Linked DNA regions of Homo sapiens: all the other regions are linked to region 1. A link is a loop called in an ENCODE intact Hi-C map of the cell type or tissue named here. Cell type or tissue: heart right ventricle. All regions are shown on one strand. Each heading gives the region's core, and the rest is flanking DNA. Links, peaks and the distances in the headings are about the cores only.

Region 1 (2,500 bases), core at 1-2,500:
AGCTCTAGTGATATCTGTGGGGGCAAAATTTAATTTGGATTTGATTTTTTAAAACAATGTTTACTGCGATTTCTATATTTCCATTTTGAAACTATTTCTTGTTCCAGGTTTGTTCATTTGACAGAGTCAGTATTTTTTGCCAAATATCCAGATAACCAGTTTTCACATCTGAGACATTACAAAGTATCTGCCTCAATTATTTCTGCTGGTTATAATGCTTTTTTTTTTTTGCCTTTATGCCATTGCAGTCTTGTACTTTTTACTGTGATGTACAGAAATAGTCAACAGATGTTTCCAAGAACATATGATATGATAATCCTACCAATTTTCAAGAAGTCTCTAGAAAGAGATAACACATGGAAAGACGGTGTGGTGCAGCCCAGCCCACGGTGGCTGTTCCATGAATGCTGGCTACCTATGTGTGTGGTACCTGTTGTGTCCCTTTCTCTTCAAAGATCCTGAGCAAAACAAAGATACGCTTTCCATTTGATGATGGAGTTGACATGGAGGCAGTGCTTGCATTGCTTTGTTCGCCTATCATCTGGCCACATGAGGCTGTCAAGCAAAAGAATAGGAGTGTAGTTGAGTAGCTGGTTGGCCCTACATCTCTGAGAAGTGACGGCACACTGGGTTGGCATAAGATATCCTAAAATCACGCTGGAACCTTGGGCAAGGAAGAATGTGAGCAAGAGTAGAGAGAGTGCCTGGATTTCATGTCAGTGAAGCCAAGTCACCATATCATATTTTTGAATGAACTCTGAGTCAGTTGAAATAGGGTACCATCTAGGTCAGTTTAAGAAGAGTCAGCTCAGAGAAAGCAAGCATAAGGGAAAATGTCACGTAAACTAGATCAGGGAACAAAATCCTCTCCTTGTGGAAATATCCCATGCAGTTTGTTGATACAACTTAGTATCTTATTGCCTAAAAAAAAATTTCTTATCATTGTTTCAAAAAAGCAAAATCATGGAAAATTTTTGTTGTCCAGGCAAATAAAAGGTCATTTTAATTTAGCTGCAATTTCAGTGTTCCTCACTAGGTGGCATTTAAATGTCGCCTGATGTCATTAAGCACCATCCAAAAAGTCTGCTTCATAATCTATTTTCAAGACTTGGTGATTCTGAAAGTTTTGGTTTTTGTGACTTTGTTTCTCAGGAAAAAAAATATTCCTACTTAAATTTTAAGTCTATAATTCAATTTAAATATGTGTGTGTCTCATCCAGGATAGGATAGGTTGTCTTCTATTTTCCATTTTACCTATTTACTTTTTTTGTAAGAAAAGAGAAAAATGAATTCTAAAGATGTTCCCCATGGGTTTTGATTGTGTCTAAGCTATGATGACCTTCATATAATCAGCATAAACATAAAACAAATTTTTTACTTAACATGAGTGCACTTTACTAATCCTCATGGCACAGTGGCTCACGCCTGTAATCCCAGCACTTGGGAGGACAATGTGGGTGGATCACGAGGTCAGGAGTTCGAGAACAGCCTGGCCAACATGGTGAAACCCCGTCTCCACTAAAAATACAAAAATTAGCCAGGCATGGTGGCGTACACTTGTAATTCCAGCTACTCAAGAGGCTGAGGCAGGAGGATTGCTTGAACCCTGAAGGCAGAGGTTACAGAGCCAAGATAGCGCCACTGCACTCCAGCCTGGATGACAGAGCAAGACTCCGTCTCAAAAAAAAAAAAAAAAAAAAGCAAGAGAGTTCAACTAAGAAAGGTCACATATGTGAAAGCCCAAGGACACTGTTTGATATACAGCAGGTATTCAATCAGTGTTATTTGAAACCAAATCTGAATTTGAAGTTTGAATCTTCTGAGTTGGAATGAATTTTTTTCTAGCTGAGGGAAACTGTATTTTTCTTTCCCCAAAGAGGAATGTAATGTAAAGTGAAATAAAACTATAAGCTATGTTAAATACATTTTCAGCTGTTTTATCCACCATTATTCACAGGCCACGCCCACACCACCCCCACCCCCACCACCACCACCTAATGCACTGTCAGGATTTGCAAGGCCTTAATGTTTAAAATATTCAAATGTTAATTTCTCTTAAAGGGGAGAAATAAGGACTTCTAACATTAGAGTAAATTCAAATTCAGCCTATATAGTGTTTTGCTTTATGTTTTCAGTTTTAAATGTGAGTGTTAGTTTTGTAAAACACATTTAATTGGGAAAGCAAGGAACAATTTCACGGAGGTATCTTATGTGTTAAGGGAAGATATTTTATGTTGCATTTAATTCTTTCTTTTTTTAATCCAAAATTTTATTTGACCATGTTTGTCTAGAAGTGACAATATTGTTTCTTACGTTAACTAGAACTGGAGCCTGGAGATAGAAAATAAGTCTAGTTACATAAAAATTTTAAATTTATGCACATTTGAATTTATCAATTATGAATATATACACTCTACACAATGAATAGTGGAGAATAATGAAAGTAGCAAACCATTGTATATGTCAAAGTAATTTCTATAGCATATATATATGTGTGTGT
Region 2 (10,472 bases), core at 4,678-7,177, 150 kb after region 1:
GGTGGAAAAGAAGAATGAGGGAAAAATGAAGGGAAGAATGTATAGTCGGTGGATGGATATATAGTGGGCAGATGAGTGGGTGGGTGGGTAGATGGTGGGTATATGAATGGAAGGGTATAGACTGGTGAATTGATGGGCAGATGGATGATGGTTAGATGGATAGATGGGTGGATGGGTGGATGGATGGGTAGATGGGTGGATAGGTGGATGAATAAAGAGATGGGTGGGTGAGTGGGTGAATGGGTGGATGGATGCATGGATGATGGATGGATGGATAGATGGATGAGAGTGGATGGATAGATGGATGATGGTTAGATGGATAGATGCGTGGGTGATGGCTAGGTATTGATGGGTGGGTGGATGGTTGGATGGATGGGTAAATGGATGGGTGGATGAGTAGATAGATGGATGGGTAGGTGGATGGATGGAGAGAGAGATGTATGATGGTTAATGGATGAATGGGTAGATGATGGTTAGATGGGTAGATGGATGGATGGATAGATGGATGGGTAGGTGGATGGATGGATAGAGAGATGGATGATGGTTAATGGATGAATGGGTAGATGATGACTAGATGGGTAGATGGATGGATGGATAGATGGATGGGTAGGTGGATGGATGGAGAGATGGATGATGGTTAATGGATGAATGGGTAGATGATGGTTAGATGGGTAGATGGATGGATGGATAGATGGATGGGTAGGTGGATGGATGGATAGAGAGATGTATGATGGTTAATGGATGAATGGGTAGATGATGGTTAGATGGGTAGATGGATGGATGGATAGATGGATGGGTAGGTGGATGGATGGATAGAGAGATATATGATGGTTAATGGATGAATGAGTAGATGATGACTAGATGGGTAGATGGATGGATGGATAGATGGATGGTTGGGTGGATGGATGGATGGATGGATGGGTAGCTGGTTGTGTGGTTTACACTTTAGCTCTGGAACCTACAGACCAGCCCTCCTTACCTCTACCCCTTTGTTTCTTTCTTCCAGGTTGTGGGCATTTTTGCAGGATTTGGGCTGCTGCTCTTGGTGGCCTCACCTTTCCTACTCCTGGCCACTCCCTTTGTACTTTGCTGCAAGTGCAAGTGCAGTAAAGGTGACGACGACCCGTTACCCACCTAGAGGAAGCGCGATGCTGGAACACATCCCTGCCTCCGGGAAGTGTGGCTCTCCCCCAACCCTCCCCACCGTCCCCCCTTCACTAAACATCTTTCTTGCCTTATGTGCCCCATTGAGCTTCACAGTGTCAGGCTGGACGCCGTGATTTCAGGGACCTATGTCACAATGTTCGCTGAGGCCCCAGGTGTGGTGGGGAGGGGAGGCAGGTGTGGGTAGCGCACATCCCCACAGATCAATCTCTGCAGATGACAGGGAGGTGCTGTGAGAAGTGCACCAGGCAGCTTTCTCTCTGTGGTAGACTAGGCATGTCTGGGGATGGCCTAAGAGACTTTCTGCTCCTTGGCTTCTAGATGGCACCATGTTGTCAGAGAAGTCTTTTAAGGACTGCCACTCTCTTCAGACAGAATCTGATTATTCCAGCTTGAGAGAAGCACTCTGTTTATGACAACTGTTTTTATTACTAATGGCATTTAGTAAAATCCTTTTTAGAAGGTATTTTTTTTCCAACTGAGTAGTGAAAATCAACAAGGTGCATATAAACCATCCTATGCCTTTCTTGAAATGTGCATTTTAAGAAGTTATAGTTAAACGACTTTTCAGGAGATTTAGAAAGCCTTATGCACTCTTTGTGTTTTTCTTGAAACTTGCTGTAGTAACTTTTTGAACGCTGTAAGCTGTGTACTGTTATAAGTGTGCTTCCTATATTGTTGCATTTCCTTGATAATATTGACGTGTTTAAAGGAACATCTCATCTCCATTAGATTTGCCTTTTGTTGTTTTCTCTCTTTGGTGATTCAGCTCAGCTCATGGGCCTCATCCCTTCTCTCCCAGGTAGCAGAAAACGCTTTTTATTGTATTCAATCCCACTGCTTTGCTCGGCAATGGTTCTCCTCCGAATTGCTGCCGTCTGGCCTCTGGCCTCAGTCTTCAGATAGACAGTAAGAAGAAAGCAGCCTCATTGATCCGCAGATGTAGGGGCCTCTTGGCAGAGGCTGGAGGACTCTGGGGGCTAGGGAAGAGCCTGCCAGATTTTCACATTTTTAAAATGTTCTAGTCATTTTGAGAAATCATATATCTTACACAGTTCCAAGTCCTGTTGCTAACCGTTTTGCTCTTGTTGGGGAAAAGAACCTCCCATTTCACTTCGTTTTAACGTGGGGATTTTACCACTTGATCTTTTACAGGGCTGTCTGTGACCATTTCCATGGCAGCAGGATGCAGGGATTAATAAGGACACATACACATTATTCCACCAATTGACTTTGAAAAGTGGAGAAAGTGTATTCTTTAAAGAGAATTTACTTCTAAAAGCCACAGGTGCTTTTACAAAGCAAACTGCATTGAATTTAAAACTTCTAAAAATAACAGGCAAATATTGTAGCTATATTACAGTGGGATTTTAAAAATCTTGTTAAACATTCTATAAAGAAGTAAAACAAAATCCTTTTATCTCAGTTATTTGCCCATCACAAGCACATTTTTAAAATGTTGCTTTGTGTGTGTTTGACTTCTGCATTTGAGTATCAGTCTCAGGTCCTAGTTTACTTTCCCTGGTTGGAAATTTATTTCTTATTTCCTAACATTGAATTCGTTAGAAAAAACAGCGTCACCTCACTCTTCACCTGTCATGTTGATTTTCCTTATGAACCCGAAGCCATTTAGAAAATCCCTGTGTGTCAAAATTACATTCAAAAAGCTCTCCTTGTAATTGCAAGTTTAGTAACTCAGTAAGAACATGCCTGCGACTCCCTTTCTGGATGGAACCTGGGCTGTGGCTCTCTGTCGTTTGTGGTGCTGTGATGGTGTCTACTGTTAGAATAGCTTTTCTGGAGGTGGGTGGCAACTCCACGCGGGAGTCATTGGCTGGGCTTGAGCCCTCAGCCTGTGATATGTGGATGCAGCTGTCCAGCCACTGCCCTTTAACATGCCCAGCACACATGGGAGGCCTGTGGCCCTGTGTCCAGTGGCCCACAGGACACGCCTCCACCATATGCTCATCCTTCCTGCCTGAAATTGCTGCTGCCCATCGCATGAGCCCACACAGTAGCACCCCCGTCCTTAGGATGAGAGTCAGAGCCTTTGGAAAGGCTGCATCCCCAGGGCTAGAGCTCAGATGACCTTATTTCTAGAGGGACAGGCTGTTCTGTTGGAAGAGTCTCTGGCCCAGTCATGCACATCTGTAGCCCCAGCCATCCTTGTGCCTTCACCTCTGATGTGTTTCACAAGCACGTAGTTCAACCCAGATAGGGACCACAGAGATTCTGGGGCCAGCCAGGGGCAGTCAAATTGGCACCTACTGGCTCTGACTTTTTGTATGAAGCATGCCTCAGTTTCCTCATTTTGATCTAGATATAAAATTAAAATTGTCCATTTCCTATATAAATACCAGCAAGATCACTCTGAGATACATAAACTCGCATTTCCTTCTGTTTTAGTAAGGAGTGCCAGACTTATCTTTGATGGGAATACAGTATGAACCCTGCTTGATGTAAAATGGAAATAGCACACAGGCAGATGGCCCTGGGTTTGGACTTTGATCTTGCCATCATTCCCCAGTAAAACCTGGGGAGTTCTGCGTTGAGTGGACGGACTTATTCCTGTGAAGCGGCATAATTTGTCTCCATTGAAAAATGGCATTCACTCTTACAGATGGTGTTCACTGCAAGCCCCAGAAGCATATGGCATGTGTTCACTAAGAGGCCTTTAATCCTGGGGAGTAAGGGGCGAAGGCCCTTAGACAACCATGGCTGCTGTACTGCCGCCCAGGGTGGGTGGCCAGTGAGGACTGGCCTTAGCCCAGTGGACCTGTGGCTTCTCTGAGGCCCTTGAGTAACTGACCACATTTGGAGGTTTTGCTGGAAATGCCTGACCTCTCAGTCTGGCTCTGCTGTGTAGTCCATAGCCCAGCCAGATGAGCTTGCAGCCTCATAGGAGGTCAGCACCTTGCAAAGATGCAGTCACCATAGATGTCCACGTAGCAGAGACTGACTTAGGATCTGAGATAAAGCATCGGATTGCAGGAATAACTGTCCAAATTAGTTCTTCCTCCTCAACTCATAGGAGTAGCTGTGGACAGAGGAACCAACATCTGCCACCTCTGGCATTTTCTTTCTTTTTTTTTCTTTTTGAGACGGAGTTTCGCTTTTGTCCCCCAAGCTGGAGTACAATGACAGGATCTCGGCTCACTGCAAGCTCTGCCTCCCGGGTTCAAGCGATTCTCCTGCCTCAGCCTCCCAAGTAGCTGGGATTACAGGCACCCACCACCTCACCCAGCTAATTTTTGTATTTTCAGTAGAGACGGGGTTTCACCATGTTGGCCAGGCTACTCTCAAACTCCTGACCTCAGGTGATCTGCCCACCTCGGCTTCCCAAAGTGCTGGAATTACAGGCCTGAGCCACCCCACCCGGCCTATTTTCTTAAAGGGGAACAAATGATCTTGACAACATATTATTCCATAAAACCAGTTTAGGGCACAGGCCAGTTCCTGATTAGAACACAGGACCTGTGGGAGGGACTATCAGAGATGCAAAAATTACTTCAAGATGAGTTTATTGTTTTCATTTGTATTGCAAAAGTTAGAAGTCATTTTACAAATTAAAAAAACATTTTTTTCTTGGTAGTCTTTAAAAATTAGGGGATTGAAAGGATCCAGGATGGGCTTTGTGTGTGTGTCTCAGATTCTCATTTATTAGTGAGCACACCTGTGTATATATATAAATCACAAGGAGATCATCAAGGGAAAACATTTTGCATGTGTAAAGCTTCATGAAGTTCTCTTTAAAAAATACCAAAGCTTGTTTATTTCTGATAATTAACCTAAGCCCTTATGAAAATAAACAAAATGAAGGGATTATGACAGGTATTACCAAAAACACCAAAAGGAACAAAGGGGCCTGCGTTAAAACCTAATTGCTAATGCTTCACAACTAGGAGAGCATGCCGTCTTGATGTTTAAAAAACCCAGGGTCTCCACCCTTCCTTTGATTTGTGCAATTCTGTCTTCCACAGTTCCGGAGCCTTCAGTGAGGGGTAGCTACATGCCCCATGCCTGCCCTTTCTTTCCTTCTTTGCTCACTTTACTATGGGTGTATTTTAATCTTGTATAAAAATATGCATGAATGAGTCATGCACATGTATACGTTATGTATTTGACAAGTGGTGGTGAAACAAAATCAAAACAGATTTGATTTGTGTTTTTGAAATGTCAGTACATTTTGTGCCACTAACACTGTGATGTATAAAAGAGCTGTTTGAATGCCTTTTAATGTTGTGTTTTGTACTCTGGAATCATATGGAAAAAGTTTGATTTGTAATTTCAATACATATTTTAAATGTATTGTGTCTTACGTAGTTTGTCCCCCCCTTTAGCAGGGATTCCTTTTTAAAGCTATTTTGGCTGGAATACAGGTGACTTTTGTAAACCCCGCGTGGCTCCGTCTTTTGTAGATGCTTATCTGACTACTGGCCTGAAGATGGAAAATATTCTATCTTCAGTCTTCAATATTTAATCTATTGAAGATTGAAAATATTCAATGTGGGAACTGGGGGTGGAGGGAGAAAGGGTGAGGCAGGGGAGGGATCTTATATCACTGGGAAAACAGCTCTTGTATCCTGAGATTTTCTGTTTTAGGAATGTTCTCAACTCCTAGATGCCAAAATTACTTGGTTTGTTGGGTGTATCAACCCGTCCAGCCATTCCTGGCTCCCTCTTGTGGTGCCCAACCGGTACTGCAGCATCAGGAAGCATCTCATCCCCACTCAGGGCGCTCTGCTTCCATCCGCAAAGACAAGTTCCTTACAGACCTGTCACATTTTATGAGTTGCAGCATGAAAATCAGGAGGCATCCTTTATCTGCTGGGGGTGGGGAGAAAGTGGAATAAATATGGATCCTTCTCATTTCGTAGGAGAGATAATAATGAGCTGAAGATGTGGTGGTTCACCTTGATTTTCATTCACCTCACTCCAGCTTGGAGGAGAATCTATACCTCATGCGTTCATATGATGCTCAAGTCTGGAATAGGCAACTGGTTCCTTGTCCTGTGTTTAAGTTTTAAATCCATTCTTTATATCTACAGGTGCACATTAAGGGAGTGGATTTTGTTAACTGGTGATTCATAGTGGGCACTGAAGACTCAATATATCTGCCCTCAAGGAGCTCTTAGTCTCAAGGGGTTGACAGATAAGTCAGTCAATTATCATAAGAAGGTGGAATAAGTTCAATGGTAGACGCACGCTCAGCAGGCTTTGCGGGCACAGCACAGCCCTTCGGCCAGGCCGGAAGGTCAGGGAAGGCTGTCCAGAGGACGCCATGTATGAGCTCGCTCTTGTAGACAAGTAGGAACTAGCCAAGCAAAACTGAGAAGTGTGTTCAAAGGAAGGGCCCAGTTCAACAAGCGCACAGAGTTTGGTCCAACTGGCGTGTCGGGGTTGGAGAGTTACTCAAATGTCTGACCTGGTGGGGGCACAGTGTGCCGAACTCAGGAACTGGACCTTCATGATAAAGGCTGTGTGGGAGGAGTGAGTTAGGGTCCTAGGGCTGCTGTCACAAAGGACCACACACCAGGGGCTACAACAACAGAGCTTTACTGTCTTCCAGGTCTGGAGGTTGGAAACTGAAGGTTCAGGTATCTGCAGGGCTGGAATCTTCTGAGAGCGGTAAGGAGGATGCCCGTGTTGCTCTGCAACTTCCTGGTACTGCTGGCAGTCCTGGGTGTTCCTTGGCTGGTAGATGCACCCCCAGTCTCTGCCTGCAGGTTCCCACGGCGTTCTCCCTGTGTGCACGCCTGTGGACACAGCTCCTTCATCTAAGGGCAAAGTCATATTGGATTAGAGCCTACCCTGATGACCTCATCTTCACTCGATCATCTGCAAAGACCCTATTTACAAATAAGGTCAAGTTCACAGGTTCTGGGGGTTAGGCTTCAACACTTTTTGTGGGAAACACAACTCACCTCCATAGGAGGGAGCACGGACTCTGAGTGGGCTGTCTGGCCCCAGGGAGGTCAACCAGAGAAGGTGGACGGGTACAGCAGGTGGCGGGGCTCCGTTGCCGGTGGTGCTGCCTCAGGTGCAGTCCAGAAGCAGTTCTTCCCTACGCTGGGTTGCACATCAATTCTTGAAGCGGGCCTGGAATGTAGGAATTGCCCCCCAGAAAACACTGCCAAAAAACAATGATGGTTAAGCAAAATAAATCCATATTTCTGTGTCTACCTAGGTACATATATTTGTTTCTAAAAATTGAAAAAGAAATTTGCCAGCAAAGAGTCTTATCAACTCTTAGAGGAACCCAAATTACAGGGCATAGAAGGTGGGAATGGCACAGACTTTGATAGCATGTGCTTATCTAGAAGGTATTCTAAACTTGACTTGTTTGCAGGAGGTACATGAGAGATTATAACTGCTGATGTGGCTCGACCACAAGACAGTGTCCATTACTCAGCTCAGCTCAGCTCATCTCTGTCTATACCAGTGAGCAACTCAGCCATTTAAAAACAGCAATTGCTGCCCACGACCTGGTGTTGGCTACTCGCTCTTCTCTAGCTAAAGTCACCCAGGATGTGCATTTTCGGATGAAGCCAACATCGAATGGGGCCCAGAGCAGCAGGGTGGAGAGCTGCAGTGGCTGCTATAGCCAGGGAAGGCTGGAGCCACATCGCAGGAGGGTGACTTCCCGTGCATGTGACAGCCTGGGAGCACCTGTTTCCTGTTTGAACATTGGGATAAAAAGTCTTGCACAGGATTTTTCTGAGGATAAATGAGGAAATGACAAGTAAAACATAGAGTACATTTTGGTGATAAAATATTAAGTTGCTCATGCAGTTCCACTGTGAATGTGGATGAGGCTCCCAACAAGGGTACCCACTCAGCACTCCTGCTTCAAGCACAGAAGGACCCTCTTCCCTCCTGTTTTCCTTGTAGGACCTGAGAAACGAACAGCTCACATCATGGCTCATGCTACCCAGGGGTGCAAGGAAGTGGTTGTGCGTACAGCCTGTGGTTAATGCAAAGAAAAATGGAGTCAATATTTTCATATTGGAAAATCTGAATTTGCAGTATCAAAAGTCATTCACTTGTTCTCCTAGGCAACTATCTGGGTCTTTTTAAAATATATTTTTATTTATTCTTATTTTTTCTCACTGACTTAACAGAATTCATTCAGAACGTGAGTACATGTGATGTGTTTTTTACTGCACAAGAAAGATCCAACAAGGGGTAGTCTCTTCTCACTTCTCAGAATTTATCAGCTTATCACAACTTTTATGAAAAGCCCAAAATGCAAAAGGGAATAACGTTTCAAAAGCTTCTGACAGTTGGACTCCATGTTCCTTTTATCCAGGGGTTTAAGAAATTAACATTGTAAATAGGTTTTCATATTTGCCTGCTGTTATTGGACACATAGTGGTGACTTACTGAATGCCTGTCAGATAAAGGAATTAAACTCCTGTTGCTGGGGGTGTGTGTGTGCAAGAGCCTGTATGAAGTACATGTGTGAGTGTGCATGTGTGTCTATGTGTGTGACTGTGTGTATGAATGTGTGTATTTGTAGTGTGGGAAGTGTATTAGTCCATTTTCATGCTGCTGATTAAGACATCTGAGACTGGGAAGAAAAAGAGGCTTAATTGGACTTACAGTTCCACATGGCGGGGGAGGCCTCAGAGTCATGGTGGCTTCTTAAATGGCAGTGGCAAGAGAAAAATGAGGAAGAAGCAAAAGCAGAAAGCCCTGATAAACCCATCACATCTCGTGAGACTTCTTCACTATCACGAGAATAGCGCAGGAAAGACCAGCACCAGTGATTCAAGTACCTTCCTCGGGGTCCCTCTCACAACATGTGGGAATTCTGAGATATACAATTCAAGTTGAGATTTTGGTGGGGACACAGCCAAACCAGTCACTTGGGATGGTTCAGCTACAAAAAAGCCTTACGCTTGAACTGGAGGTGTAGACAGTCCAGAAGCAAAAGCCTCAACTGTAGTTGGAAGAAATCCCTATTGTGAGCTGAGAACCTCTTCTGAGCCAGGCATTTGCTCACTGCTTTCCATGGGTTGTGTTTCATGCTCACAAAGCTGCGAGTCTTATCTTCATATCACTGGGGCTTGGAGAGGCCCATTTGCCACAAGTGACACCAAGGATAAGTGGCTGGTGAAGCTGGGAACCCAAGTCTGCCCTGCGGGGACCCAGTGTTCCTCCCACCACACATGGCTTCCCTGGGCCTCTTCCTGATTTACCCTGACTGGCACACAGAGACTTGTCTCAGCCATGTGGGGTGGTTTCCTTTCTGTTCCTGGGATAGTTTAAATCCTGCATCTGAAGATCGCATCCCAGGAGAAGAAACCCAGTCCTGTCTGTTTTCAAGCCAGCAAGATGAATGAGAAAAATGAGCTCAGGAAATCCTGAGGGGGAAATAGCTGCTCTCAGGCACACCCGTACGATCTCAGATGATTTCAGAGATTACAGGCAAAACATGGCTCATCTCCACCTTCAGATAATCGCATACACAAGGACCTTCCAGGGGATAAGCATCAGGTGGGAGATGGTGCCCATCGCAGGACAAACACTGCGCTTCCTGAATCAACATGTTGTTCACAGGAGAAACTAATTATCAAAACCACCCTGGGACGTAAACTATTATTATCACAATTCTTCACTTTAGGCAAGAAAATTAAGGCTTAGAATCATTAAGAGTCTTGCCCTATAACAAACAACGAGCAGACCATGGGGCCCGGCCCAACCCCACAGCCAGTAGGAACACACCTAGGCAGGGTTCAGTAAGACACCCAAAGCCACGTGAAGGTCAAGGATGGGCCAACAGTGCTCAGAGGAGCCTCCCTGCAGAAAGGGTGTTAGGGAGACTGCAGTAGGGGCCACGTTGCTTGGAATTAGGGGGTGGCCACAGCATGGGGACCTTTCTAAGCTATGTTTCCTTGGCAGCAAAGTACTTCATAGGAAACGATCACCTTGGAAATTAAGATTTCCACAATCTGAAGCAGAATTAATCCAAGAGCCAAAATGACATTGAAAACTGCAGAGGTAAGTGCTGGTGAAGTCTACTCAACCTTCTGGAAGAGATTCACTTTCACCTAAAGCCAAGTATGAATGCACAGACAGCAGCTAAAACACAGCTGTCTTGGGTGCCACAGGCTCTTCATTGGATACCTACTTTGCAGAAACCCGTGGCAACTGAGAATGATAGAGATGCAAAGCCTCCTAGTCCCTCCTCCCCACCGGGGGCTCAGGATGTGGTGGGATTTACAGTGTAGACAATTACTCTCCTATGAGAGGGTTTGTGGGGCCCTATAGGATCACAGAGGAGGAATGAATGGCTGCACCTGGAG
Region 3 (10,472 bases), core at 4,403-6,902, 130 kb after region 1:
TGATTCAGATACCTCCGTTATAATAAGCCTTTCGCTGTATTTTCTTTTGTTTGTATACATATATCTCTAAATTTAGATATGTGTTGATGTTGCTGTAATTTTTTAAAAATTTTTCCTAACTCAAAGTGGCTGATTCACAGTGTTCTGGTTAATTTTTTTTTTCTGGAGTTTCTGTTTCTTTGTTTTTTGGTTTTTGTTTTGTTTTTTCATTTAATACCAAGAAAACTCAGTCTGTGAAGTGGAGCCGATGCTTCCAGCATAGCCAGTGCTCCTGGGTCTCCCGTGGGATCCGTTTGTGCAGAGTCCTCACGGCGTTTCTCCCACAGTGCTGCTTTCAAAATGGAAGAAGATGACGCGCCCATCAAGCGCTGCCCCAAGTGCAAAGTCTACATCGAGCGAGACGAAGGCTGCGCGCAGATGATGTGCAAGAACTGCAAGCACGCCTTCTGCTGGTACTGCCTGGAGTCTCTGGACGTGAGTACGGCCTTCAGCTTCACCTTGCGGCATTTAGCTTTGAGGTTTAGATTTGGAATGAGAAAAATAGACCAGCTGTTTCCTAAAGAGCTTGGTGCCTACTCCTGTGTAACAGTGAAGCAACACCGTTTGGTGTTTCTCCTGGGTTTGTGAAAACATTAACTCATGAGCGCCATGGGGACAGAAGCCTTTGTGACTCGTATAGTCCTGGGGTCTAAACACTTCATGCAGGTTCAGGATCCAGCCTGGGATTTAAAGGGGTTTTAGCATCTTAGGTTTTGTCTAAGCGGGGACTGTCATTGTCAGTTTGGGCTGCTGTGACATAATATCATAGATGAGGCAGGTTAAATGACAGACATTTATTCCTCATGGTTCTGGGGGCTGGAAATCCAAAATCAGGGTACACCAGATTTGGCTCCGGGGTTCCTGATCAGGACTCCTTCCTGGTGTTCAGGATAGTGAGGACAGACAGAAGTGGGGGCTGGGGGGCTGTTGGGCTTGGGGCCAGTCTTAAGACTTCATTGACACTCACATCATCTACAGGGCGGGAAAACGTGCAAGCCCTTTGCTCTCTGGCAGAATGGAAGTTCTGGTCTCATACGGCAGCCTTCTCCTAAGTATGCTCTGCTTCAGTGTTTCTCAAACACACCCTACCGTGTGTGCCTGCAAGAGCCATGTCCCTGACGGGAGGGCACAATCTCCCAGGCCCACACGTCTCTGGAGCTTTGAGGCCTGATGCACAGGTTGCTGCTATTTAGCTTCTCATTCTCCTTCCTTGCCCATATTAGGGCGTGGGCATCTTGCCAAAATGATGAAGCTATGATTTTAGTTTTAGAATAATTTATTGATGCATACTTTTTTAAGAACTATAATTAGGCCAGCCTCGGTGGCTCACGCCTATATTCCCAGCACTTTGGGAGGCCGAGGTGGTCAGATTACCTGCGGTCAGGAGTTCAAGACCAGCCTGGGCAACATGGTGAAACCCTGTCTCTACTAAAAATACAAATTATCCAGTCATGGTGGCATGCACCTGTAGTCCCAGCTACATGGGAGACTGAGGCACAAGAATTGCTTGAACCTGGGAGGCGCAGGTTGCAGTGAGCTGAGATGGCACCACTGCACTCCAGCCTCGGCAACAGAGTGAGACTCCATCTCAAAAAATAAAAATAAATAAATAAATAAAACTATAATTAAATAGCAGGCCTATTTATCTGTTGGAACCATTGTAGCTAGGACAGTCCAAGCAAATCAAGTCGTGTTTCATGAAGGGATATATTTATGTCTGTTCTGCACAGCAAGGATGAATGTATCCAGTCCATCCAATAATAGTATTAAGCCATTCAGGTCTCATTCAAATAAAGCGGGGGGTGGGGCAGGGCGGACAGTCAGAGCAAGTCCATGCTTCCCATGTTAGCATTCATCTGTCCAGAGACTGTTCTTTCTTATGAGTGTTTCTGGGCAACCATTCATACCATGGGGCTATCTCAGAGCAGTTCAGCTTGGCACACAATGGCTGAGATGGGTCACCTCAGGCCTCCAAGGTGAAGGAGAAGTGGTTCAGACCAATGGGCAAAGTGGAATGAAGCACAGGCTGAGAGATTTGTCTAGAAGAAAATGAGTGTCTCTTTGAGATGGACTATTACATATGGTAACGGTCTGGAATATAAAGGCTACCTTTAAAAATTAGATTGCTTCTTTTGGAATTATTCCTTTGAAAGGCCTGTTGTCTCTTTATGAACTTTAAATTACTAAATTAATAGTAGAACGTGATGCAGCTGACAACATCTGGGTAAAATGTCACCATCTTCTATCCTGAGGCTTCATTTTTACTTCCTAGGCAAGTTTAATGAATCAGCATGGCAAGATGAATTTTCTTTAGCTCAAGTCCTCAAGGGGATTTGTGGAGTGGCATCTGAAGTCTTACCAAGTTTTTTAGGGCCTTCAAGGTCTTATTTATTTATTTTTGTATTTTACTGTATTCCAGTTTTTTTTTTTTTTGAAAACTGATCATTGAATTATGATATAATATCTAATATCTGGCCTGCAATTTATTACTCTTTGTAACTTTCCATAAAGAAGGAAGAAAGTGAAAAGTCAGTTTTCCTACACCTTGTCACAGAGCCCCGTGCGGATCATTTGGAGGCTGCATTAGAAATGGACTGACAGAAGTTTGGTTTCCCCAGGCTGCTTGGACCAAGTGACAGGGACTAGGAGGGAAGCTGCTGTTTTTCTCCTTCCAGCACAGAAGTGTGTCTTGTCTGCTCTAGTCCCTGAGGAAGGCCCTCCCTGTCCAGCTCCACCCTAAAGCAGGTTCCGCCCCTTGCTAATGGAGAGGAACCAGGCCGCACTTTTCCTCCATCAGAGACATCATCCTCATGGCCGTGCAGAGTTTCCTGTGTTTTCTTTGTACATGAAGAAAAATGACCCTGTGGCCAGAGGAAGCGGATGTGAAGGAGAGGGAGTCTACTGTTGGAGCCCTTTACCAAAGACATTAACAGTGATTTACGACAAGCACATAAATGCACGGCCTGAATCCAGCCAAGAGCACTCAGAGGAGAGAGGAGGGCTTGCCACGGAGCTTTTCTCTCCTGTTTCCCCCAAGCGTGCTTTCTGGCACATGCAGACATCCAGGAGTTATGAATATTTCAGACCGCCTCCTCCCCATCGTGGTCCTTACTGCCTCTCCTCCCCTGCTTCCCTCTCCTCATCTGCACCTGGCCAAGCGCATCTCCCCTTGAATCCTCACTGCTTCTCAGCTATCAGTGCTGGCCCAACATTTGCTATTTACTGTAAAAAGGGACATGTGCAGTTTCTTTCTTTTACGTATTTTTTGGCAGTAGATAGTTAATGTTTATCGAGGTAATTGTTCCAGATCAGCATTATACAGTTTGCTCTGGATACCTGCTTCCCTTAACGCACAGTATTTCTGTGAGTTGGAATGAGGAAGGCCAGAGAGGTTTATCTTTCTCAAACTAGTGAGGAAGGGAATCAGCCATCAGTCCCTGATCTGTCAAACTCTAAAAACCACATCTTTGTGTTAGATCAGGCTGTGTCAAGGCAGAGTTCCAGTGGACATTTTAAAGCTGAAGGTGCTAGAATTGCCCTGGGGCATTGGCTCTTTCACCAGCCCTCTCCCTGATTGCGGCTTCCCGGAGCTTGCACCATTGTTTCATCCCACCCCGGAGTTCAATGGAACTTTTCTGAACAATAGGAGGAAAGTATTCCCTATCACAGAAATAGATCTGTGTTCCTGCAGCTCCTGGGATTGTTATGCCTCAGGGCATCATCAATAAACTAAAAATCATAAGTCAATCATTTCTATATTGTGAAACCATATTTGAGTGCTTTTATCAGGGGATAAGAAAAGTGCTTTTTAAATAAACATTAATTTTGTACATGAAATCTGGCTGTGTGTCAGCCACTCCGCTCCGTTGGACCCCATGCGGGTCTGGTGAGATGAGGGTGGGGGGCGGGGTGGGAGGGTGAAGTTCTTGACCTTGAGGAGCTTGTCATCTCCCTGACGAGCCCCATAAGGCACGATCCGGACACATTGCTATGAAGGAGGCTGCATGGCTAAGGGTGTAAAGTCCCTGGCGGCCCCAAGGAGGAGTCAGGAGGTTACTGGCTCTGGGGGCCAGTGGGTAGCTGAGGACTTGAAGGCTGAGTGAGTTTGTTCACCAGAGAGGACAGAATGTGCTGAGCCAGGTTACTACCAAAGACCTGGGCACGATGAAAGAGGATGTGAACTCATACGTGGCCTGGCCAGAGATGCTGGAAAGACAAGGTGAGGCCCAGACGACGGCCCCTGTGTACCAGATCAGGGGCCTGGCCCCCAGCAGAGGCCTGTGCTTCCCAAGGATAGGATGGATCAGAATCACTTAGGGAGCCTGAGGACTGGGCCCTGCCTCAGACCTCGGAGTCAGTATCTTCAGCTTCCAAAAGCTGTCCAGGTGGCTCGGATGTGCAGCCAGGCTTGTCCATGTCTGCTCGCAGAGGTCAGTAACCACTTCTCAACTGGGTAGTACACAGGATTTGGTTTGCGTTTCAGAAAACAAATTCAAAAACGTTTAAAGAGCCTGCAGTGCAAGACATTGTGAGAGGCAGTCTGGAAAATGGAGACATACAAATGGAGAATGAGCTCTTCTCAGTGGTGTGTAAATTAATGTCAGCGCAAAGGAAATTTTGGTTAAGAGTTCAAGGAGGAGAGAGCTCACAGTGATGGAAGTGGACAGAAATAGCTTTGTAGAAGAGAAAGGTGTGGCCAGAAGTGGCTTTGTGTTTGCCTGCTCCTCCCTTTCCTCTCACAGATGGGGCATCTGGGCACAGAAGCGAGGCAGACAGTGGTAGCTGGGACCCCAGCCCCCAGCCAAAGCCTCTTGCTACTGCACCTGTAACAGCCAGGATTTGATGGCCCTCCATTCACTGTGCATTCAGACACCAGGAGGCTTGACCCCAAAAATCAGGAAACTCAAGGCTGGTGTCCTCCCCACAAGGAGAGGAAGTCCGGCTGCAGCCCCCAAACTGTCTTACCAGAGTTGATTGAAAGGAACAGAAGGCCATGACCCCTGACCTGCTCCTCCTGGTTTTCGGAAGAGTGACTTCCTGTTTCCTCAGGCGCATTGGGCCCTGTGTTTGTTTGTTCTTTTCTGAAAAAGCAGCTGTCTGTTTACAGCCTCCTTTAAATGAATCAACAGGCTTGCCCCTCCGTGGCACCATGTGCCTCGTCATTTCCTTCATTGATCAGGATTGAAAACGGTGCCTCCTGGTCCTGGAGGCATAGAGGGCTCGGTATAGAAATGCCATTCCCCTCACGCCAGTGGGTAGTCATTGAGATCTGGGTGCCAAGCACTGAGCTGGGGAACACACTTAGAGAGACCAACATGTGTGAGGGTCCCAGCTCCAGGAAATGGAGGTGGGGTGGAGAACGCCTGGAGGGAGGCGTCCACAGGTGTTCCTGGAGTGCAGAGAACTGCTGCCCACTCAGGATGGTCTGAGAAGATGCAGACAGAAAGTGCTCCCCGGGCTGGATCTTGAATCATGAGGAAAATCAAGTGGCCTGAGTGGAGAGGAAGCGCTTTCTAGGTGAGAAGCCCGACCTGATGGAGGGGGATGGATCAGCAACAAAGAAAATCATCCAATCCCAGGAATAGCCCTGTCACTGCACCAGGAAGATGCCAGGGCAGAGGGACTCTGGTGGAGTCACACACAGCCGGAGCCAGCAGGAGCTCTTTGGAGCAGCAGTGACCTGCGTGTTCAGTAGCCCTTTGTCCCCATGAGATCCCTTCTTTCCCACAAGCTCAGAAGCCAGCCACTGTGCAGGGGAGGTCCTTCTTTGGGCTGGGCCTGAAGTCTGGTCCAAAGCTCCCTCTAGAGCCCGAGGCTGTGCTGTCCAGGGCTGCTAGGTGATGAAGGGAGGCCCTGGGGAGGAGCGGCCTGGGCCTCCAGTGGCTGTGGCCAGGTGTTCCCGGATGCGTGCCCTTCCCTGTGTCACCTCCCTCATGTCTCCACTTATCATGAGCATAGGAGAAGAAATGCATCAATGGCTGTGATACTCACCGAACTGAGCAGGAACCACTCGTTCATGCCGTCTCTGTCTCTGCCCCTCACAGGATGATTTCCTTCTGATACACTACGATAAGGGACCCTGCCGGAACAAGCTGGGCCACTCCCGGGCATCTGTGATCTGGCATCGGACACAGGTAGGAGGTGATTTGCCTGGAAGGTTGATCTCAGAGAGAGACTGTGTGTGTGTGTGTGTGTGTGTGTGTGTGTGTGTGTGTGTGTGTGTGTATGTATATCTTTAGTGTTTCCAGACTTGCCTAAAGGACGAAGATCTCCTGGATAGAAAGAGCTAGTAGATGTGCTTCCTGCTGGTTTTTGCTGGTATAGGCTTATCCTTATGGAAGCCCTGGCCCAAAGTTAATGTCAACGCGCATCACATTCATTGTCTGATGGGTCTTCAGCATCAGACTTCAGATCACTTGCACGGGACTCATGGCCTTGGTCATGACCTGCTGACCGTGTTTAGGTAATCCTTGCCTAGCCCTTAACAAAGAGCTTTCTCTTGAGGCCCTGAGATAAGCAAGGTAGTAACAGGAATGGATAACAAGGAAGGAGTGGAAAAATTCCGAGGTCAGTGGTCCCCAACCTTTTTGGCACCAGGGACTCACTTCGTGGAAGGCAGTTTTTCCACAGACTGGGCAGGGGGATGGATTTGGGATGATTCAGCATATTGCATTTATTGTGCACTTTATGTCATGATTACATTGTAATATATAGTGAAATAGTTGTACAACTCACTATCATGTAGAATCAGTGGGAGCCCTGAGCTTGTTTTCCTGCAACTAGATGGTCCCATCTGAGGGTGATGGGAGACTGTGATAGATCATCAGGCATTTAGATTCTCATATAAGGAGGCTGCAACCCAGATCCCTCGCATGCGCAGTTCACAACAGGGTTCGTGCTCCTACGAGAGTCTAATGTCGCTGCTGATCTGACAGGAGGTGGGGCTCAGGCGGTAACGTGAGCAATGGGGAGCAGCTGTAAATACAGATGAAGGTTTGCTCGTTTGCTTCCCCCACCCCCACCACTCACTCCTGCCGTGCACCCTGGTTCCTAACAGGCTACAGACCGCTACCCGTCCATGGCCCAGGTGTTGGGGACCCTGGCCCTAGGTGTTAATGCCTGTGCAGTCTTTGGAGTTGATAAAGGACCCTCGTGTTGGTTAATATTAACTTGTGCTTTCAACACATATTTATAGCCTACCGTGTGCTGGGTACTGCTGTAGGAGCTGGAGATACAGTGGTGCGTGAGACAGATGTGTCCTTCTACGGAACTACGTTCTGTTTAGGGACAGAGATGATAAAGCAGCAAGGACACAGAACCTAATAAATCAGCTAGAGGTGACGTGATGGGGAGATGGTCAGAGATGATGGCAGGGACAGACCCTTTTAGGGCCTGGCAGTCCACAGAGCAACCCTGGATCTTGTGCTGGGTGAGTGGGAAGCTGCTGAGGGATTAGTGGCAGGAGGCACATTGGCTGCTGCTCCCTGCCTGCTCCTCGAGAGGCGTGAAGGGCTCAAGTCTGTGACTCCTTCAGGAGAGCCTCTGAGGCACATGTGTCAGCCTCATCTAAAAGATGGAGAAACTCAGTCTCAAGGCAGTTGCCAGGACGAGGGAAAGGTCCACCTACAGCTGCACTTCCTGGACAATCTTAAATGCCGACCACGTGGCAGAGCCTGTGGGCGTCCACAGCAGGCGATAAGACACGCCTCCCATCAGAGAGCAGATGCTGAGCATTCTTGGCCTCGCAGGCCGTAGGCCTCTGCTGCACCTGTCAACTCCACCTGGCGGCACAGAAGCTGCCAACGGTACGTCAGTGAGTTACCTTGGCCGTGTTCCAGTGAAACTGTTTACACAGGCAGGTGGAAGTGACTGTGGTGATGGTTGCGTAACTCTGTGAACACACTGGAAACCATTGAATGTGTGTACTTGATCTGAATTGCGTGGCACAGGAATTATGTCCCAATAAAGCTGTATGGATAAACAAAACAGAACAGATGATGAAGGCAGATTTGGCCCCCGGGCCATGGCGTACTGCCCTCTGGTCTAGAGAGTTGGTTTGAGCTCCTCTGACTGTTCTCTTTGCACGTGGCCCGGCACGGCTTGAATCCACGCCCCTTGCAGCTCTGCTGGAATCCGCGCCCCTTGCAGCTCTGCTGGAATCCGCGCCCCTTGCAGCTCTGCTGGAATCCGCGCCCCTTGCAGCTCTGCTGGAATCCGCGCCCCTTGCAGCTCTGCTGGAATCCGCGCCCCTTGCAGCTCTGCTGGAATCCGCGCCCCTTGCAGCTCTGCTCGAATCCGCGCCCCTTGCAGCTCTGCTCTGGCTGCTGTGACAAAGCGCTGCAGACTGGGTGGCTCAGAACAGCAGAAATGTATTGGCTCAGTCCTGGAGCTCAGAATTCTGAAATCGAGGTGTCAGCAGGGCCCTGCCTGCTCTGAAACCTGTAGGAGAGTCCCTCCGGCCTTGTCCAGCTTCTGTGGTTCGCCAGCCATCTGCGGCATTCCTGGACAGATCGATGCGTCACTGCAATCCTCCGTCTTCCTCCGGCTGCCTCTTCCCTGTGCGTCTCCACCTCGTCTTCCATCATTGTCCAAATCCCCCCTTTCTATCAGGACATCAGTGGTATGGGATCGAGGCCCACGCTAATCACCTCATGGTAACTTGATTGCATCTACAGAGACCCTGTTTCCAAAGAAGGTCACATTCTGAGATACTAGGGGGCTAGAACTTCAATATATTGTTTTGTGAGGACAGGATTCAACCCATAACAACACCTACACCCCCCTCCCCACGCAGCATAGAAACTGCCAGGAGGCTGCATTCCTCTTCTGTACTTGGTTTTCCCTGGGCTGTAGGTAGGGGGTGACTGGGTGCTGACTCGGGGGACCCGGCATTTGCACAGCCACCGTGTGAGTGGATGCTGTTGTGTGCACCTTGGCAGAAACTGAGTCAGAGCTTGGTGAGAACTCGGAAACCATTGCCCAACTCTGGCAGTTTCCCTGTAGAGAAGGTGAGTTCCAGGTGAGAGCAGGTGCTTTCCACAGGGACTCTGGCTGGCTGTTGCTGGGTGCCAAGCCTCCCACATACTCAGGCTTACCATCCTCACATGTATTTTGCTCTGGAATCTGTGGTGTGAACAGGGCTCAGCCAAGCCAGCCCATGTGCGGCCCACGTGGCATCAGCCGGGGCAGCTCTGAAGCTGGGCAGGAGCCCCTGCAGGCCCGTGCCCCATGCTTCTGGTGCTTGATCTGGCTGCTGGCTTGGGCCTCAGCTGGGGCTGGCAGTCAGATATCCTCACGCCATCGTGCCCTGGAGCTGCCAAAGGCCCACTGGTCTTGGAACCTGGGAGAGCCTGAGCATGGGTCTTGGCAGCCGCATCTTCCCTGCTCCTCCAGGCTCACTCTGAACTTTGGCCTGCAGCGCCCGTGCTTTCCCTGCCTCTCTCCTTTGCCCTGGCCGTTGCTGCCAGCTTGGTCTTCATCACTCTCTTCCTCTACTTCTCCTGTTCCTGCCCAGCTCTGCACATCCACATTCTAACCTTCTCTGTGGCCCAATCCAGGTGTGACCTCCTCCGTGAAGTCTCTTGTGTGTGACTGTCATCCAAGAAGAGCCCTCCCTCCCATGTGGACCCACCCCACTCTGGTCATAGCCCAGTGCTCATCTGGGTCTTATCTCTTAGGATACAGAAAAGTGCTCTTGGGAGCAGGGACCTGTTTTGCTCATCTTTGTAACCTCTTTGGCACTGGTCCTGTGCCTGGGGCACAGTTATCTTTGGAAGTAGTGCACGGGCAAAATCGCGAATGACCCGTTTGGCCGTGGGTGTTGACTCGCAGCCCTCTCCACAGGGCTAATGGTCCTCGTGCCTTCGGCGGCTTTCTACACGTGGGGAACTTCACAGGGGCCGGGCAGGGAGCAAAGGGTTGCTGTGTCCCCGTCCCAGGAGCCATGAGAGCTGCTTTATTTTCTGGTTCTGCTCCTGGTGAGGAGAAGGTGGAAGTGGATGACTTGGAGCTTGTTCGTCCCCATTCAAAGACAGGAAGAACTGTTTTTGTTTCTCCTAGGGAGGGACAGGAGTAACACCACCTCTCTAATGACACCTAATAGTTCTTCCTTTCTTTGAAGGCAGAAGTTGCAGTGATCCAAGATCGTGCCACTGCACTCCAGCCTGGGCGACAGAGCAAGACTCTGTCTCAAAAAAAAAAAAAAAGTTCACAAAAGTGCGGTGAGACTTGGAGCGATAGTGTTTGGGGAAACAGAGCAGCCAGGAGTGTCAAGCTGTAGCAAGCGACAGCGTGCAGCCGTTTGAGTGGACGCCCACCCTCCTTAGGAGCCCCAGCTTTGCTCGGACTCATCTCTGTCTGCCTTTTGGAAATGAGTCCGTGTAAAGAGCTCGCTTCTGCCACCTCCTGCCTAGTTTTCAGGCTTCCGGCATCTC

What was found. Peaks named below come from ENCODE experiments on the same cell type or tissue, not always from the same donor. Only the 100,000 strongest peaks of a DNase experiment are listed, where the experiment ranks them.
Region 2: it touches region 1 in a loop (10-fold over the local background); 88 of 110 quality-filtered maps call a loop at or near these places.
Region 3: a loop joins it to region 1, with 4 times the contacts of the local background. A loop is called at or near these places in 24 of 110 quality-filtered maps.

Annotation. Positions count from the first base shown.
Region 1 is chr2:6,896,315-6,898,814 of GRCh38, forward strand. RSAD2 (radical S-adenosyl methionine domain containing 2) reads left to right here. Exons shown (of 6, transcript NM_080657.5): 6 at 1-1,925. Among named protein-coding and RNA genes, the nearest start is that of RSAD2, 20 kb to the left of the region's middle. In heart right ventricle, for the core only: a CTCF peak has its summit at 1,034; no DNase peak of the experiment used is centred there; H3K27ac peaks cover 594 bases.
Region 2 is chr2:7,038,623-7,049,094 of GRCh38, forward strand. It overlaps RNF144A (ring finger protein 144A), which reads left to right. Exons shown (of 9, transcript NM_014746.6): 9 at 1,007-5,557. The coding sequence ends at 1,138. Among named protein-coding and RNA genes, the nearest start is that of GRASLND, 130 kb to the left of the region's middle. RefSeq lists a silencer at 5,456-5,750. In heart right ventricle, for the core only: a CTCF peak has its summit at 5,852 (motif pointing left); a DNase peak (open chromatin) is centred at 5,859.
Region 3 is chr2:7,024,043-7,034,514 of GRCh38, forward strand. RNF144A (ring finger protein 144A) reads left to right here. Exons shown (of 9, transcript NM_014746.6): 7 at 327-474; 8 at 6,084-6,173. Among named protein-coding and RNA genes, the nearest start is that of GRASLND, 110 kb to the left of the region's middle. In heart right ventricle, for the core only: a CTCF peak has its summit at 5,839 (motif pointing left); a DNase peak (open chromatin) is centred at 5,801; H3K27ac peaks cover 1,589 bases.